2 separate regions of the Homo sapiens genome follow, and region 1 is linked to region 2. A link is a loop called in an ENCODE intact Hi-C map of the cell type or tissue named here. Cell type or tissue: ascending aorta. All regions are shown on one strand. Links, peaks and the distances in the headings refer to the core of each region. The heading gives the core; the rest is flanking DNA.

What was found. Peaks named below come from ENCODE experiments on the same cell type or tissue, not always from the same donor. Only the 100,000 strongest peaks of a DNase experiment are listed, where the experiment ranks them.
Region 1: it touches region 2 in a loop (6-fold over the local background); 1 of 110 quality-filtered maps calls a loop at or near these places.

Annotation. Positions count from the first base shown.
Region 1 is chr12:23,945,089-23,953,433 of GRCh38, forward strand. It overlaps SOX5 (SRY-box transcription factor 5), which reads right to left and starts at 4,582. Exons shown (of 15, transcript NM_006940.6): 1 at 4,476-4,582. The coding sequence starts at 4,513. In ascending aorta, for the core only: no CTCF peak of the experiment used is centred there; a DNase peak (open chromatin) is centred at 4,783; H3K4me3 peaks cover 4,245 bases.
Region 2 is chr12:24,063,126-24,071,470 of GRCh38, forward strand. It overlaps a transcript of SOX5 not described here. Among named protein-coding and RNA genes, the nearest start is that of SOX5, 120 kb to the left of the region's middle. RefSeq lists an enhancer at 6,770-7,064. In ascending aorta, for the core only: no CTCF peak of the experiment used is centred there; a DNase peak (open chromatin) is centred at 4,006; H3K27ac peaks cover 850 bases.

The DNA.
Region 1 (8,345 bases), core at 95-8,094, 120 kb before region 2:
TGATAGTGGAGAGAAAACAGACAATAAAAATCAGCCTTTACCCATGAATGTAATTTTGCTTTCTAAATGCATTAGGAGTATAATCCATATGAAATAGTTTCCAACTCTGTGGAGGACTAATGTGCTAAAGAATCAGAACAGGTCTTATTATATGTCTCTCATGTATGATGCGTATACAAGATTTTTGTCAAAAACTCCCTAAGAACAGGTAAATACTTTAACATGTGCTTATTATATTTGAGAAACATAAGATAAGGACACACCAATATGTGAAGTAATCATAATATTTGCACATTTCTGTGTCTATCAAACCTGCTAAAAACTGAGCAGTACACAATGTCACCTGACATTTAACCCTTAATTGTTCCTGGTAATCAGTCAGGTCTCCTGCCAAGTCTTCAGGACAGTATTCCAGCATGAGAGTGATAGAAATGTGGTTTATGAACTGCCTCATGCAAGCTGCATTCCAAACCAATGTCTTAGCTCAGTTAGCTTGCAAATTATTGACACGGTAATTAAAATCTATATTCAGTTGTAGACATTGTCTCCTCTACAATGTAGTAGTAAATAAAATATAAATAAAATTATCAAAGCCTATGAGAACATCCTGAAAACGTAAAATCAAACTTACAGGTTTACAGTTGCCATTAGGTGACAGAATGTGAACAGATAACTTTTCTGTGATTCACACCTAGAGTGTGCCTGCTAACCTGAATGTACTTATCACTCATGAGCACAACGGATTTTTTTGTTGTTGTTGTTAAGGTTTTTAATTAAGCAAAATATATCTGTGTCATAAATATTTCATGACTATGGTCAAACTTTAGGTAACTAAAATACCACTAATGTCAGAGAGTAGTTTTCTGCAAATGTCTAGCAGTAGCTTTTCATGGGAATTTTACGAATTAGTTTGTAACAGCACCTGATATATATTTCTTTCTTCAGAAAAACACTGAAAAGTGTCCTAATAAGAAAAAAATTATTTAGTCAGCATGACCAGAAATAAATTTGATGGAAATGTGAAGTAAATAAGTTAATTTTTATTGCAGAAGGTTTTACTATTGTAGTGTTCCTTTCAACATGTAGAAAATCTGCTGTCTGTTGTCTGCACCAATTTGGGAGAAGCAATCAAATAGGTGATACTAACAACCTAATTTGCATAATCCCACTACTTTCAATCCCAACTTTTTTTCTCCTTTCTAGACATTATCAGAACTGTCTTCTTAAGCAATCGTCTTACACTTGCTATTTAAGTTTCTAACATAAAGCAATTAGAAACTGTAACGGGAAGCTTAGACACAAAACTATTATGTTACAACCAAAGAGGACAGATAAAATTAAAAGGAAAGAAATAGAATATTGAGAAACTATCAAAAATGGACATTTTTACTTATCATGAACAAACTAATATTGACATTTAAGGCAAATATTTTCTTTTCATCCTTGAAATATCAAAAAGTAGGTGACATTCTCAAAGGAAAACCTTAAGTCACAATTTTTCATTATCTACTTTCAGTTAAATATATAAATTTATTGACTTCTTTTAAAAATGTGGGGAGACTTCGGGCGTTCATTCTAATGATGCTATTACTCACATTTAGACCATGTTGCCAGCTATGTTTCCTTTAAACGGTAAAATGTAGAAGACTTTCCTTACAAATAATTTTTTAGAATATATACACCCATTTGCTTCCCACCTTGGAGTTGTGTTTTTCAGTAATCATAATCAGTTTATCACAAGAATGCTTGAAAATAAAAATATTTCAAGTTCTTTACCTTTTAGAATCACTGTTCTATTTGCACTACCTCCTGCATATTTTTAACAGACAATGAAATTGTTACTACTTCTTAACTATTTAACAACTGCTTATTAGTCTGAGAGTACTGACCATGTTCATTTCTAGGGATGATAATATAGACATATACAAATCTAAATCCAAATTTTGATCCTGATATTTAAGTTCTGAATATTCCTTAAAGTTCAAATAGTCTACAGGCTGGGAAGAATAAAAGATGGACAAGACTCTACCAATGAAATTAGTAAAAATGATCACATAAAACTTTTACAGTACATGAACCCTAAGCAATTTATTATGTCCTCTAGATCAAAGTTCTCTATTTCACAAAGAAATTTAGAAGTCTTCTTTTAGATTTCTAAGTTTAAGTGGGAAATTCATCTATAGCAAGTGACCCAATAGAATAAAAATTAACAGTCAATAGAAATGACCTATTTATTCAATGAAAGTTGCAAATAGTTGAAAAGGCAAAAAATCTAATTATATGTGATAGTTTAGTTACATCATAAATACCTCCTTTGAAGAATATAAATATTCAATATTGTGTCTACATGATACACTGTATCATGCATGGGTGCCTATAGAGACACTCACCCGTACAAATTCAATGTAAACAAATAGTAATGATTTGCTGAGATCTTTGTATGTATTACCAATTACAACCACAGGGGAAATTATTAAGGAACGTTATATTGTGTGACATTTTTCAGAATTATTTTAGCTACTAATATTTCTAAATATGATAGTCATACTAACAACCCTATTGATTATCACTTGCTTATTTAATTAGCTAGTTAGAAAAGCATGCCTCTGGGTGAAAAAAAAAAATGAAATTCCCACCAGGAGGAAAAAAGATGTTAACAGATTTGAGCATCAGAATAGGAAAGGGAAAAGTTTAGTTTAAAAAGAGATAATTGAAAAAAAAATACAAATAAAGTTCACAGCAGGAAGCTTGCCTATATAGAGAAATAGGCTACAGCCTGTTAATATGTAACTACCTTTTTATAAGTACAATCTGTTAACAGGCTTACAAATCAGCCTCAGAGTTGTATTTGCAAAAAGTATAATTAGAATTAAAGAATATTATCATTTAAGTGCTACTCTGTGCATTCTAGAAAACTTAACTGTGTTAAATTAGCAAATCGCTACATTAGGTAATGTACAGTATGTTCCACTATGAATAACTTCAACATCTACCTATGATATAAGGCTATATTTGCAAATAAAAGCTCACTAATTAAAGAGTTAATATATAGAAGTGAAAATTTTAATTCAAAACTGTTAAGAAAGCTCAAACATTCGCTGGAATTATCTAGTAAAGATGCAATTTAATTATTAAAAAAAAAAACACAGAAGAAATCAAAGAAAGATGACAGCACCGAAGTATATGTGTTGGCTATTTTACTTTCTTCCCTGATTTGATACTGGCTTTTCTAATATGTGACCACATTCAAGCGTTACTTTATCCTCAATACTCTTTTTCTCTTCCATTGCTTCACTTCTAGAATGTTTTAATCTTTGTCCTTTCTTTTTTCGTCTTTTCATATCAAATTCAGTCGTTTGAGCGATGAACAGCTTGACTTAGCATATTTTTAACCAGCTGGTCTAGCACCTAGCTTGCATTGCATAGTCAGATACAACAAATGTTTATACAGAAGGTAGCTTTCATGAAAATGAAAAAAAGCCTGGGTATCATGCATCCTGGCTTTTTTTAGCTTTTTTTTTTTTAATTCACCATACAGAATACAAAGTTTGAATTCTTTTTAATGGCAAACAAAATTCTATTTATAGTTCAAAAAAATGAACTTATGCTGGGATAAGAACTCAAATTTAAAAATTGCAATGTGTACTTATAGGAACATTAAGAGGGCTAAAATTCTTTCAAAGCCCTGCTTTACTTGCAACAACATCAAATAAAAGGATGCTGCAGATATTTCTCTAAATAGGAACAACTTAATTACAAATACACTATTCCCATCATAGCAAAAGGGGAAAATACAGTAAATTAAAATTCAGTCAAGACAGCTAACACAAAAAGTGGCCACTAAAACTTAGAAAGGGAACAGCTCCATTTATCCCCTTTTCGCCCCTATTTTTGACACTTAGGGAGTAATCTAATATAGCGATGATGTTAAATTTTCTTTGGGGGGAAAAAACGCTCTCTTATATCAACAAAAGGTCATGTGCTTTACTGAGCAGCTTCCAAAGTTTTACGGAAGGATCAAATAGGAACTTATAGCCTCCGTTTAAAGCACCACTAAAACCTTCTGTCACCCTAGAAATTACATGAGACAGAGATGCTGAAAATGGTAACATTCTGCACAAAAGCGTTTTTAAAAGGTGGGGAGAAAACAATCAATGAAGGAAGAAAGTAAGAGAGTGAATGAGAAAGACAGAAGCAGCGAGTTGGGGAGAGAGAGAGAGATGCTTAAGGTTCATTTAATTTGCTGTTATAGGACGCAACCTAAAAACATTAGCAGAAATCTCGGAGACTTTGCAAATCAGTTCAGTTTGGTCCGGGCAATCACAACAAAAAATCAGCTAACAAGATTGCAGAAGCCCTAGCTAAAGGCTTCTCTAACAAACACGTTTTGGGGGAGCATCTTCCAATGATTCAGAGACTACTGTAAAATGGGAGAGTTGTACTTCAATATATTAGGGGGAAAAAACTGTACTCACCTTTCAAACTCCTGAGGTAAATCAGGGTCAGTAAGCATGCTGGAAAAGCACAATTTCCCTTTGTCACAGCAGCCACCTATGATCGTCTCCAACTGAACCTGTCAAGTGAGTCCAAACCTTCTAAACCAATTGATTTTCTCTCTGTCTCTTCCCCCCCTCCCTCCCTCCCTCTCTCTCTCTCTCTCTCTCCCTCTCTCTCTCTGTCTCTCTCTCTCTCTCTCTCTCTCTCTTTCTCCCCCCCTCCTTCCCCTCCTCTCTCTCCTAGGACTCCTTGACCAGTCTCTTAAAGGGGTAGTGCACTTCCAGCAGCGGAGTCTGGCTGCTCCCCCCTCCGCGGAGCCACACGCTCCGGCTGCAAGGCTCTAGACAACCTCAGGGTGCCTGTCCTTTCCTTTTAATTCTCTCTTCTAGACATCACTGAATGTGAGAAGTCAACTCATTTAACACGTCTCCCATACTCTGTCTTCTAAATCATAAAACTCACACACACACATACACACGCAGAACAGTATGATTTTGTAAAACGTATTTGCTGCTGATTAAAAACCTAGTCTATATAATAACAGAAGCTCGATTAAACTGCATTTATTAACTAATTAAGCAAAAAATTTAATGTTAGTAATAGCATTTTTACACAAAGAATTGTTATTCCTTCTCACCCTTTTCTAGGCTCTCTCCGTTCACACACGGAAATACACGCACACACACACACACACACTCACACACACACAACAATCAGGCATTGTTCTGAGGGAAGAAAAGCAACTTTGACAGATTGAAATATAGCAGAGGCCCCTTCAAGGAAACCTGTAAACAACTTGTCACTCACTCTGTCGGTCTCACTGTTAGCTCGTGCTTTCCGCAAAGTGGTGCGAACGTCCTGGCAACCCGACCAAAGTTTCCTCAGCTCTAAACTCCATAAAACACGATGTGCGATGTGGAGGGGAATAGGTATCCACATGCCAAAATAACATACACGAGCGAACAAAAACCCAAAACGAAATCAAAACATAAAAACAAAAAGACGGTACTAACAAACTGTCCTGTTTGGGATCGCTGGGGAGGTCAGGAGTAGGAAGCGCCCCCCTGGCTGTGGATCTCTTTAATTTCCTCTGCCCAGGCAGCCACAGATAACAAGGTGGACAAACTATGGCTTTACAGATTCTAAGCTGGCTGGCAAGGCACAGCCTCCATAGCAGTTCCAATTATCTAGATAAAAATCTGGCAGCCGAGAAAGGTAATCAGGTAATGTACCTTTGACACGAAATGACAGAGGCACATACACACAGAGAGAGAGACACTTACACAGACATGCATGCAGAGATGGTGGCTGCCCCGTGCACCGCAGCATCTGGTCAGGGAGTAAGCACACACTTACCAACAGGAGATAGTGTGCATTCTTCACACACGCATGCACACACACACACACACACACACACACTCACTCACGCACGCTCTCCACTCCTACTGGGAGGGTTCATTCTGCACAAAAGGCTACATTACAGAGCCCGCCCCAATAAGGGAAAGAGAGGAAAAAAAAGCCTTCCATTGTTGAGAGGGCAGGTCAGTTGATTAGATTTTCTGTGGAGAATTCCACGAGGAAATTCCCTTCAAAGCCGAAGTGATTAACTGGGGGCTATTCTGGAAATGGAGCAGACAATGGCTCAATAGTCTGTACAGCCAATGTCCAGGCTGGCACTGAACTCACTTAAAAAAAAAATAAAAGCCAGACTCCCTGTTCTTTTCCACACATTCCTCCCCCCCAACCCCCTCCACTCCTTCCAACTTCCCCTCCCAATTCCTTTTATTTTGCAGCTGGACAACATTAAGGGCCTTTAAAACCACAAGGGTTGACCCCACGGCAGTTTGATTAGGTCCCACTTTTTTTTCTGGAGACAGGCAAACAGTAAGTTTACTTTTTTAGACATTCACAGTGATACATCATACACATATTCCAAAGAGAAAAAAATCAATTATGAACTTATATTAGTAAATTTATTTTTCATTCAAAGCTTATAAATTTTTAGACAAGTTGATAATAACTTAATATTTAATTCTATCATCAGGAGATGTTCTAAAAATATATATATACACACACACACACTACAAAATCAATGTGGAATAAGATTTAAGCATGTCACTATGGAGTTAAGACACTAACAAAACATAGAACTATGACCCACCCTGAAAAAGCTGTTAACAAGGGATGTGGCAAAAATGACTTGATGCTGACATGATTTTCACTTTCAGCAGTTGGGGAAGGGGGGAAGAATATTACTCACTATTCTTTCTTGTTGTTAGTCTCAAATTATTTTTTGTTACAGCAACAACCTACTCCCACACAGAAAAATGAAAAAATTGTTGCATTTATTTTAAATCTCTATTTTTTCAGCCCTTAAGGGACCTACAATCTAATATACTCTAATGGATAATGTATACAAAAATTATATTTTTCTTCATTTGTTAATGGTTGTTATGAGAATTAGGGTATAGTAGCTGCATAGCTATATACACTTTTAAAAATATTTAAAATTTTTTTCCTAACTAGGAAAAATCTTGCTTATCTTATATCAATAGAGAAAAAAAGTGAAGAAGGAGGATGGGTGAGTTACAGGGAGCCATGGGAGTGGAGTCAGGAAGAGGAGGAGGCGGGAGGAGAGGACGCAGAGAGAGCACAAGGAGACATAGTGGCAGCATAAAGATAGAAACAAAGATAATGGCCATAAGGCAGGATGCTGAGATCCGTATGGTCCCAGCTGCTGTCTTGCTACAGCTACTACCTCTGGTTGTTTCTTTGAAACTCTAATCTAGAAGGTCACCAGAGCAGGTAAGAAAGAGTATGAGTGTTTGAGGCCAACTATAGTATAAAGAAAAGATACTCATATTAGAATCTTCCTTATATTTGATTTTGATTTTATTGGCACTTAATATATGTATACATCTGTACATATGCCAAATAAACACAAAGAATATAGAAGAGAATGTTAAATGGTTTGAAAGTTAGTTTTTTGACTTCAATATATTCTGCAAACATTACTGTAGCCATTCAAAAGACAAATTATTTCTTGCACAATCATCTATGCTGAAGGAGTTGAAATAGACGAGGAACTAGACAGAAAATTTGCCAAATAATGATCATCCTAATAATGATAATTTGAACTAATGGAACTCTAAGATCATAAGGAATTTTGTTCACATAAATTAGCTCATGGATCTTACAGAGTAGAAAGGGGTAGGTATGTATTTCCCTAATTTTCCCACTGTTTAACTTGGGCAAACAGAATTTAAAGTCATTCAACTGGTTAGTAGCCCATTTGTTGCTTGAAGCCACTTCTATCTATTTCACTTATGACACCATAATGCAGAATAAACTGATCCTCCAGAATTTATAGTTAGATGAAAATCCCAAGATGGTACTCATACTTTAAGTGACCTGAAAGGCTTTCAGGTAATTGTTATAAAAAATAAAATTTATAAAAGCTGTCATTAAGCTAATACTGTATATGATGGTTTAATTGAATATTTTAAAATGTACCTCTCTAAGCCATAAAAGTTTTCTTTCATTTGAATCCTATATTGAAAATTAGCATTTCTGTCAGACTTTAGAATATCAGCAAAAGGAAAGACTGTTCCAAAATGTTTTGGTTAAATTTTGTCTTGGGTTATTTCATTAAATGATCAAAATGATCCAATCAATACAATGTTTAATATTAAAATACTGTTAATTGAATCTTTTAAATTTTGCATTAAACGTTAAAATGTTTAAATATTAAATATGTGTTCATGACTAGCGCATCTATTAAACCCAAATTCTTTTTCAATTATCAGAAAAGCTTAAGATATTCAATTGACTATAGATATTCTTTACAT
Region 2 (8,345 bases), core at 306-8,305:
TCACCCACACACTCACTTCTCCCACCAATATTTCCACTGGTAACTGTCAGAGTTGAGAAATCATAGAATAGACCCTTATTCACATCTCTGTGGTAATTACATATAGTTTGCTTCATATTTGGGTTGGGAATATGTCTTAATCATAATTTTATAACTAGTGGCTTTCCCTGTTCTGGTACATAATGAGTGCTCAACAAATGTTTATTGAATGAATGAACAGATAGACAACAATCAGACATAGTGATCAAAGAATAAATACACTTCAGTAATGGCACTACATAGATTCAGCAGAGTCTCTAATGCAAATAATATTTAGAGTGGAGGTGTCCAAAGACTGGCTCCTTCCCAGTAAGTCTATATGTTATTTCCTAGTATTAATTCATTTGCCACTTGTCATAAGTTTCTGGAATGTGCAAGTAATCCTATTACAAGAGATGCTTGCCACTTTCAATGAAGGCATCTGGCTTTACTTAAGGATGGCGAATGATTTCATATTTCAATGGTTAGGAACATGGCATATTACAACCTTTACACAGATTGAGGAATCTCTGAATATTATAATATACCTGTCACAGGTGAAGAAATACTCTAAATTTTCAACTAATACACATAAGGCACACGAATATAATGAAATGGGAAAAAACTCTGGACTTGGAATCAGAAGACCTAGCTCTGCCACATACTTGCTCTGTACGTTTAGCCTACTTAATCATTAATATCTCTGGGCCTCTGTTTTCATCTGTAATGACATATATGTCTAATAAAAAATTCATATAACCTAGGTCAATGAGGTAATAAGTCAAATAATGTATACAAAAGTACTTTATAAATAGAAAATGCCACACAGTTTAGAATGACAGCAGGGAATAAAATGGTAGGGAGAGGTCTATGTTGTAAGTAAACTGTAAGATCCTTAAGCTCAGCATCCAGAACTACCATCTTGTAGTTCTTATGCTTAACACGGGACCTAAAAGAATACCAAATGAACCACCAATGCTAGCCTTTGAATTGGAGACACCAACAAGACATATGCATTCAATTCTCTTAGCGGCTCTTCTAAGCTCCCTTGTGAGAAACTCTCCAACACTGGTGCTCTTCAAAGAGTGGCCCTTCCCTAGCTAGCACCATATTTGGCTAGATTCATTTAAAATGCAGGCTCTCAAAACTCATCCAAGGACACTGTAATGCAATACGGCAAATATCCAAGATGACTCTTATGTACACTGGTACAGTAGGTTCTAAATTGACTTTTGAACATCTGGTAACCACGGCACCCGATCAGTTCCATCAGAAAAGGTATGTGCTCATCTATTAAGTTACATATATGTAACTCATATATCAAGGTTTTTACAGTTAACAAACTGTTTTCAAATATATGAAATATAATATGCAGAACAATCAGAAATGATTTAAAAGCTTTAAAGTAGTACAGAAATAAAATACAATATAATTTTTAAATAAAATTGAATCCATAATCAATTTATGTTTGTTTTTTCAAAATGTTATTTTGGTTATTATCTGTTCTCCTTATGAGACTGTGTTCAATATGGTGCTGGAACTTGGTTTTGTTCCCAGCTGTATCCTGATCATAGAAAGGTCCTGTCATGCAGCAGAAGCTCAAAAAATATTTCTTGAACAGAATAATGATCATCTATAAGTGAATATACATGTCTCAGAAGAGGTGTCAGTTCAAAATCTTCCTGCTAATACATAAGGATGGGTTCATGTGACAGAGGTTATAGTTCGGATTATCTTTATCAGAAGCAGGGACACAGGGTACAAACACAGGCTATCAGCCAAAGAAAGTTTATATACATATATTCCCCTTAGATACTAATTTTTAAACCGAGGTTGAAAATGGAAACTGGAAGGCAATATCCTTAATCACCAGATGCTTTTATTCCAAAATAAAATTCAGTTGCATAAAAAGGCTTCCTACTGAAGAATGGCACTGTGCTCCACATTAAGGGGGTGAAAGGGCAGTTTAGGGATGTGCGGATGTGTAAGGTTCAGTAGATATCAGAAGAATGACAATGGGCTGGTAGAGACATTAAGTTCCTGAGTGTGATCTTGGCTATCTCCCATCCCTTGTCCTCCAGTTCTTACCTAATCACTCTGTGCCCTCCTACTCCTCAAAGATGAGGGAAAATTGCAGGAGAGAGGCACATGGAGCTGGATTCCAGAATATGGAACAGAGTAAAGGTTGTGGATACAAATACCTCCAAATGAAATAATCACTAGGGCCGGGTGTGGTGGCTCATGCCATTAATCCCAGCACTTTGGGAGGCCAAGGTGGGTGGATCACGAGGTCAAGACATCGAGAACATCCTGACTAACATGGTGAAACCCTGTCTCTACTAAAAATACGAAAATTAGCCAGGCGTGGTGGTGCACACCTGTAGTCCCAGCTACTCAGGAGTCTGAGGCAAGAGAATCGCTTGAACCCGGGAGGCAGAGGTTGCAGTGAGCTGAGATCACATCACTACACTCCAGCCTGGCGACAGAGCGAGACTCCATCTCAAAAAAAAAAAAAAAAAAAAAGAAAAGAAAAAAGAAAAAGAAAAAGAAATAATCACTAAATGAGTTCAACGCTAAAGTCTATACTTTTAGTTGCTCATTTCTTACAATGACCAATGTCAACCAGGAACTTCTTCACTTTGTGCCCAGGCCCTTAATCTCCATGAAATGCATATCCCTGTCTTATCTCACTTCACTTTGCAAATGACAAAAAGCTCAACACTCACAATTACAAAACCACCAAAATCCTGAATTAATTCTGAGTAGGGTGAGGACACAGTTAACTTCAGCAAATTTACCACTAAGGAGCTTTATTTCTTCAGAAGGGTCCATGCTTGTTCATCTATTGTACTCTTTTATTCTTTCATTTGGGAAATATTTTAATGCCTTAAGGAACTTACAGTCTAAAAAAAAAAGTAGGATTTCAATAATTGTGCATTAAATGAATAAATACAGAACTAACAAATGCACTTGGGATTAAAATGGCTATAATTCTGGAATGAACCAACTATATATAAATTTGACAAAAAGATACAATCTCTTCTCTTAATTATCAGTTGATATAGAAGGCTGATACATGCATACAGGTCTTAAAATTGGTTTATGATGTTGAACTAATGAGTATCAACACCAAAAATCACAATGTGACTCATGTAAGTACTTGTAAGATGTAATAAAATACTAGACTTTAAGATAGTATGAAATGAAAATCAATCAACCATGAAAATGAAAATATTCTATGATAGCTTCCAATGAAGATGTAGTGAAAAACTTAAAATAGCTGTACATGATAGGTGCTCAATAAGTGTTGAAATAATGAGTCCTTGAAAAAATCATCTTTAGAAGCAGACAGAAATAACAATAAAAGAATGAATTTTTAAAATGTGAAAAATTGATATTGTTTGAATATAAATAGGATAAACAGCAAATTTCAGAAGGTAAATAACTAAAGAGTTATTTCAAAGTTTATCTGAAGAGCAGAGTAGAAAAAAAGTTCTACATTTCTGCAGAAATTAATTAACAACTTGCTGAAATAAAACCATATCTGGTATAAAATGTAGCAGTGGTTAAAAGTTCACAATCATTCTTAAAAATGTTTTAAGGAACATAAGCAGGAAAATATTACACCTATTTATAACTAAGCAATGGGGGAAAAGGTGAAGAGTAAGTAAAAGTCCAAACTGGCACAAAGTTGAACCAACAAGATGAACACAGGTGGTCAGAGATTTTATTTCACCTTTCACCTAAAAGTTGCCATCTTTTCGAGAGAACTAACTCTACCAGTGGCTCAATTCTGATTCAAAAGGAAAAGAGTCACTTTCTGAGTCATAACATCACTCTGGTTTTCCTTTCAATCCTCTGTTCCAAGCCCTACCAAATCCCAACCCATTTTAATTTGTCTAAAGGTGGCCTGGCCAGCACCAGAATTTAATGCTTCCATAAATGAACTCTGATTGACATGAAAGATGACTCACTCGCAGAGAAACTTGTATTGCTGCCATTTGGTCAGTTTGGGGTTTGTTTTTAAAATGAATGCCAGTGGAGGCTAAGCAGAAGCCAGGGTGTGTTTTTATTTTATGTCTCAAATAAAAATAAAGAGCTGGGTATGAATAATCAAAGGGGCAGGCGCCTCCCTGGATACTTCTAAACCTTCCAAAAGCAGTCCCAAGGCTCAGCAAAACGTAATATAGTCAAAACAACCATGAACAGCATTAGTACCAAGGGTTTGCCCCAGAAAAATAACATAATTGCCATACAGATTCCCTTGCAGCCCCAAACTCCAGTGCCTTTCAACTTTATATTAAGTTAAAATATCCTTTGTCGGTGGGTAGCAGTCCTAGAAAGAGTATTCCTAGAAGTTAGAATGATTGCAGATAATAGGAAGATGATATCATTATTATAGTAAAACTCTTAAAGCAAAACGAGATTATTCTAATTAGCTATATATGCTTTATCACTCCCTAGAAAATGGTAGGCGATACATGGTCCTCCTTATTATTCTGAGATTGATCAACGATTTTATGGATTATACATACTCTTCACTTCCTTCTCTACAGCTTGCCTTTTCTTTGATAGCTCTCAATACTTAACGCAATCAGTAAACAAAGAAAAAAGGAAGAGAGCGAGAAAGGGGAGTAGGCAGTAGAAAAACAAGAAGGTGAAACTAAGAGTAAAAATAAATAAGCAACATGGATCAATTCTTTAAAAAACTTCAAGGGAGGCCAGGTGCGGCGGCTCACGCCTGTAATCCCAGCACTATGGGAGGCCGAGGCGGGCGGATTGCCTGAGCTCAGGAGTTTGAGAGCAGCCTGGACAACACGGTGAAACCCCGTCTCTACTAAAATACAAAAAATTAGCCAGGCGTGGTGGTGTGCGCCTGTAGTCCCAGCTACTCGGGAGGCTGAGGCAGGAGAATCGCTTGAACCCAGGAGGTGGAGGTTGCAGTGAGCCAAGATTGCGCCACTGCACTCCAGCCTGGGCGACAGAGGGAGACTCCGTCTCAAACAAAACAAAACAAAAAAAACTTAAAGGGTAATAAGTAAAGGGAAATTAGCAGATTAAATGAGGCTTCTGTAAAATTTATGGATTTTAGTCGTCAATGTGTCCTAGAAAAAGAATTAGAGATTCGAGGCCAGTATACACAGCATAGTTGGAAATACTGATAACATTGTTCACAAAAATTTGGAACCCTGAGCCAAAAGAAATCTGAAACCTTTGGTTTTAATATGGAATAAAGAGCAATGTAAAGCATTTTTGGGAAAAAAAGAATTTTAGGAAAGAAACACCTATATCATGTTATATTTGGAAGTAATTAGCTCTATAGTATATACTGTGATGATAAATAAAAGAGATTATCTTAGAAAACTTGTGATGTTATAGAAGCCTTCATTTGCATATGGTCTGACTCAAGTTAAATGCCACTGCCCAGCTGCAGAATGGAAGTTATTCATTTTTAAGATCTCCTATAGCTGATGTACTCATCTCCTCAGCAAAACAACTCTTAAGGTATCTTTATTTTTAGAAAGGTCAAAGTCGTATGTGTGTGTGTGTGTGTGTGTGTGTATATATATATATATATATATATATATATATATATATATATATACACACACACACATTAGTTCCTAGTTTATATCCAAGATAAATAGGTATTACTATCACCACTATATACATAAGGCAAAAAAGATGCAGAAGGGCTGGACTTCAAGGACCCTAAAAGTGCCCTGAAATAGTCTAATGTGGAATACCTTGTCCTGTCACCCAGAGTTGGAGCCTCAAATACAGGAACTTATTTTTATATAGTCCAAGGAGTTAGCATAGCCCCCAGAAACTTAGCAGGAATTTGGGAAAAAAAAAAAAAGTTGAAAATTAAGCTCAGCAATTCAGAAATATCTCAGGGACTAGGTTGCTTGCATAATCAGAAAATAATATTTTGCATTGTCAAATGAAACTCCAGACTTAGGGCCTTAAAAAAAAATAGACAAAGTTTTCCTGGAGAAGTAAACTAACTGTAGAAATGTTTTTTAGCACTTTAAGTGACAATGATTTGTGAGGTGTTTTGAATTTTATGGTTTTAAATCAGCATGGAAACTTAATAGAGCACGCTTTCTATTTAGAAGCTCTACCTCAGAAATAGGTATGCATCTTTTTCTCCACACCTCAAGTTCATGGTTTTACACCATGTACATCAAACTAAAGTTTCACCATCATGCTGGCCCAGTATTGTAAAAGAAATAGCTTTTCTTAATCTAAAATTAGAGTGTAATAACTGCATAGCAAAGCAACTGTGTAATTAAAATAGTCATATAATTTTAAAGATATATCATTATAAAAATTATTATGAGAAGAACAGACTTCAGCATTACAAGTGGAGAACCAATATCGGAAAGAGTCTCCCAAAATGACATAGCAGTGATTACACAGTGACAGATCAGTGTATCTGCACAGGGAAAATCCCCTAGTTAGAGATCACAGCAGGATCCCATCCATCATATTACACATTAGTTCAGAGAACTAAAACTCTTGAAGCATTTTTGGCAGCAGGGAGAACTTCTAGCATCCTAATGCTTTTACAAGGCTGGATTTTTCTTTTCTCCCCAATGTGCTTCAAGATTTCATAACACGAGAGACATAGGAGCAAAAGTTAAAATGCTTTAATGGTCCCCATAGGCTATTTAAATAAACACTGTGATTGCAATTTAGACAATCTGGAGTCCATTCAATATTAAATCCCCACCCCAATCTACAGCTACTACACAAATGGGGAATTCATGGTATACTCCACATAGCCATTTACTACTGCACCTATTGCTTCTTGACAATCATGGGGAGGAGCTAGCCAGGCCTAACATTACACCAGTTAAATCTGTCAACAACCGGGGAGAGCGCTCTGCTGAGCAAACATACTGATCCCTCTCACACAGCCCGTCTTTGTCCTGAGTTTGCCGCAACAACACTAATCTTCTCATACTATCTTCAGCAGTGCAAGCAGAAACTTCTCCTGCGACCAGCTGTAACAAAAGATGCCTTTCTTTATTTTCACACACTACATGTATATATTTATGCTGTCCCTTCCGCTCCCTCCCCCTCCATTTCCACCCCTTCCTACAGACCCAATTCTAAATAAAGCTTGATTGGAATAAATCATAAGTGATGTTTCATCTCAGAAAAATACAGAAAGAAAGAGGCAACAGGACTGATCAGGCCCTTTGATCACACCCTAGTAAAAATAATGCTCCATAATGGACAGTTTTGTTTGTGCCAGGGAAAAGAGCAGGTCCCAGAACTAGGTGGGCAATACATATCCTAAAATATGGTGTGCCAAACTGAAACAATGGGGGTGGTGAAATACATATAACCACTGAATGTTCCTCCAACTACTTTCAGACCTCAGGAAATTCAAGGAATCATGGTGCCCTTTTTCATCTTTATTTATTGTTTTTTAAAAAAAAAAACTACTGTAAAGGACTGATATTTTAACCATGCCATTAGAAAAATAGTATTATCATTAGTTGAGACTTTTTTCAGTTATAAAAATGTAATATGGTATTTATGTTTAGGGAAGAGAACAAACATTTTTAGACATAATTTGTATTCAGTAAAATAAAAGAATCTTAAGTGTACAGCTCAAACAATTTTTACCTGCATATCCGTTTATGTAATCATCCTCGGATTGAGATACAGCCTATTTCTGTCATGCCAGATGGTTTATGCATGCCCTTCCAGTCAATTATCCACCAGGGGTAACCTCCATAGATTAATTTTGCCTAGAACAAAACTAGGCTAGTTTTGCCTAATCACCAAAGGTTAGTTTTGTCTGGAACAAATACGTTTGAACCTTATATGCCAAACATTATGCTGGAAATTTTCTGTACATTATCTTATTTTAAACTCACTTAGTCCTGAATACAATAGAAGACTGGCGTTTCTGTCCCAAGTTTGCCAGACAAAGGATAAGTAACTTGCTCAACATAAAGCTGCATGTAAAATTCTGCATTTATTATACTTAAATAATTAGTTATGCTATATTTATACCATGTAGACCATTAAATATGACCCCAATTAATGGCTTAAAAATTAAATGCTCACAAAATAACAGTGTTAATAACAATATTAACCCCATTCTATCTGGCAGGTACTGGGCAAAATGCTTAACTGCATTGCCTAATTTAATTCCCACATGAACCATGTAAGGCAGCTATTGCTATATCAATTAGGCAGATGGCTCAAGAAGGTGAAAAGATGTGCCCACATTTAAACAAGTGGAATCAAGCCTTGTTTTTTATTTTTATTTTTATTATTTTATTTTTGAGACGGAGTCTCACTCT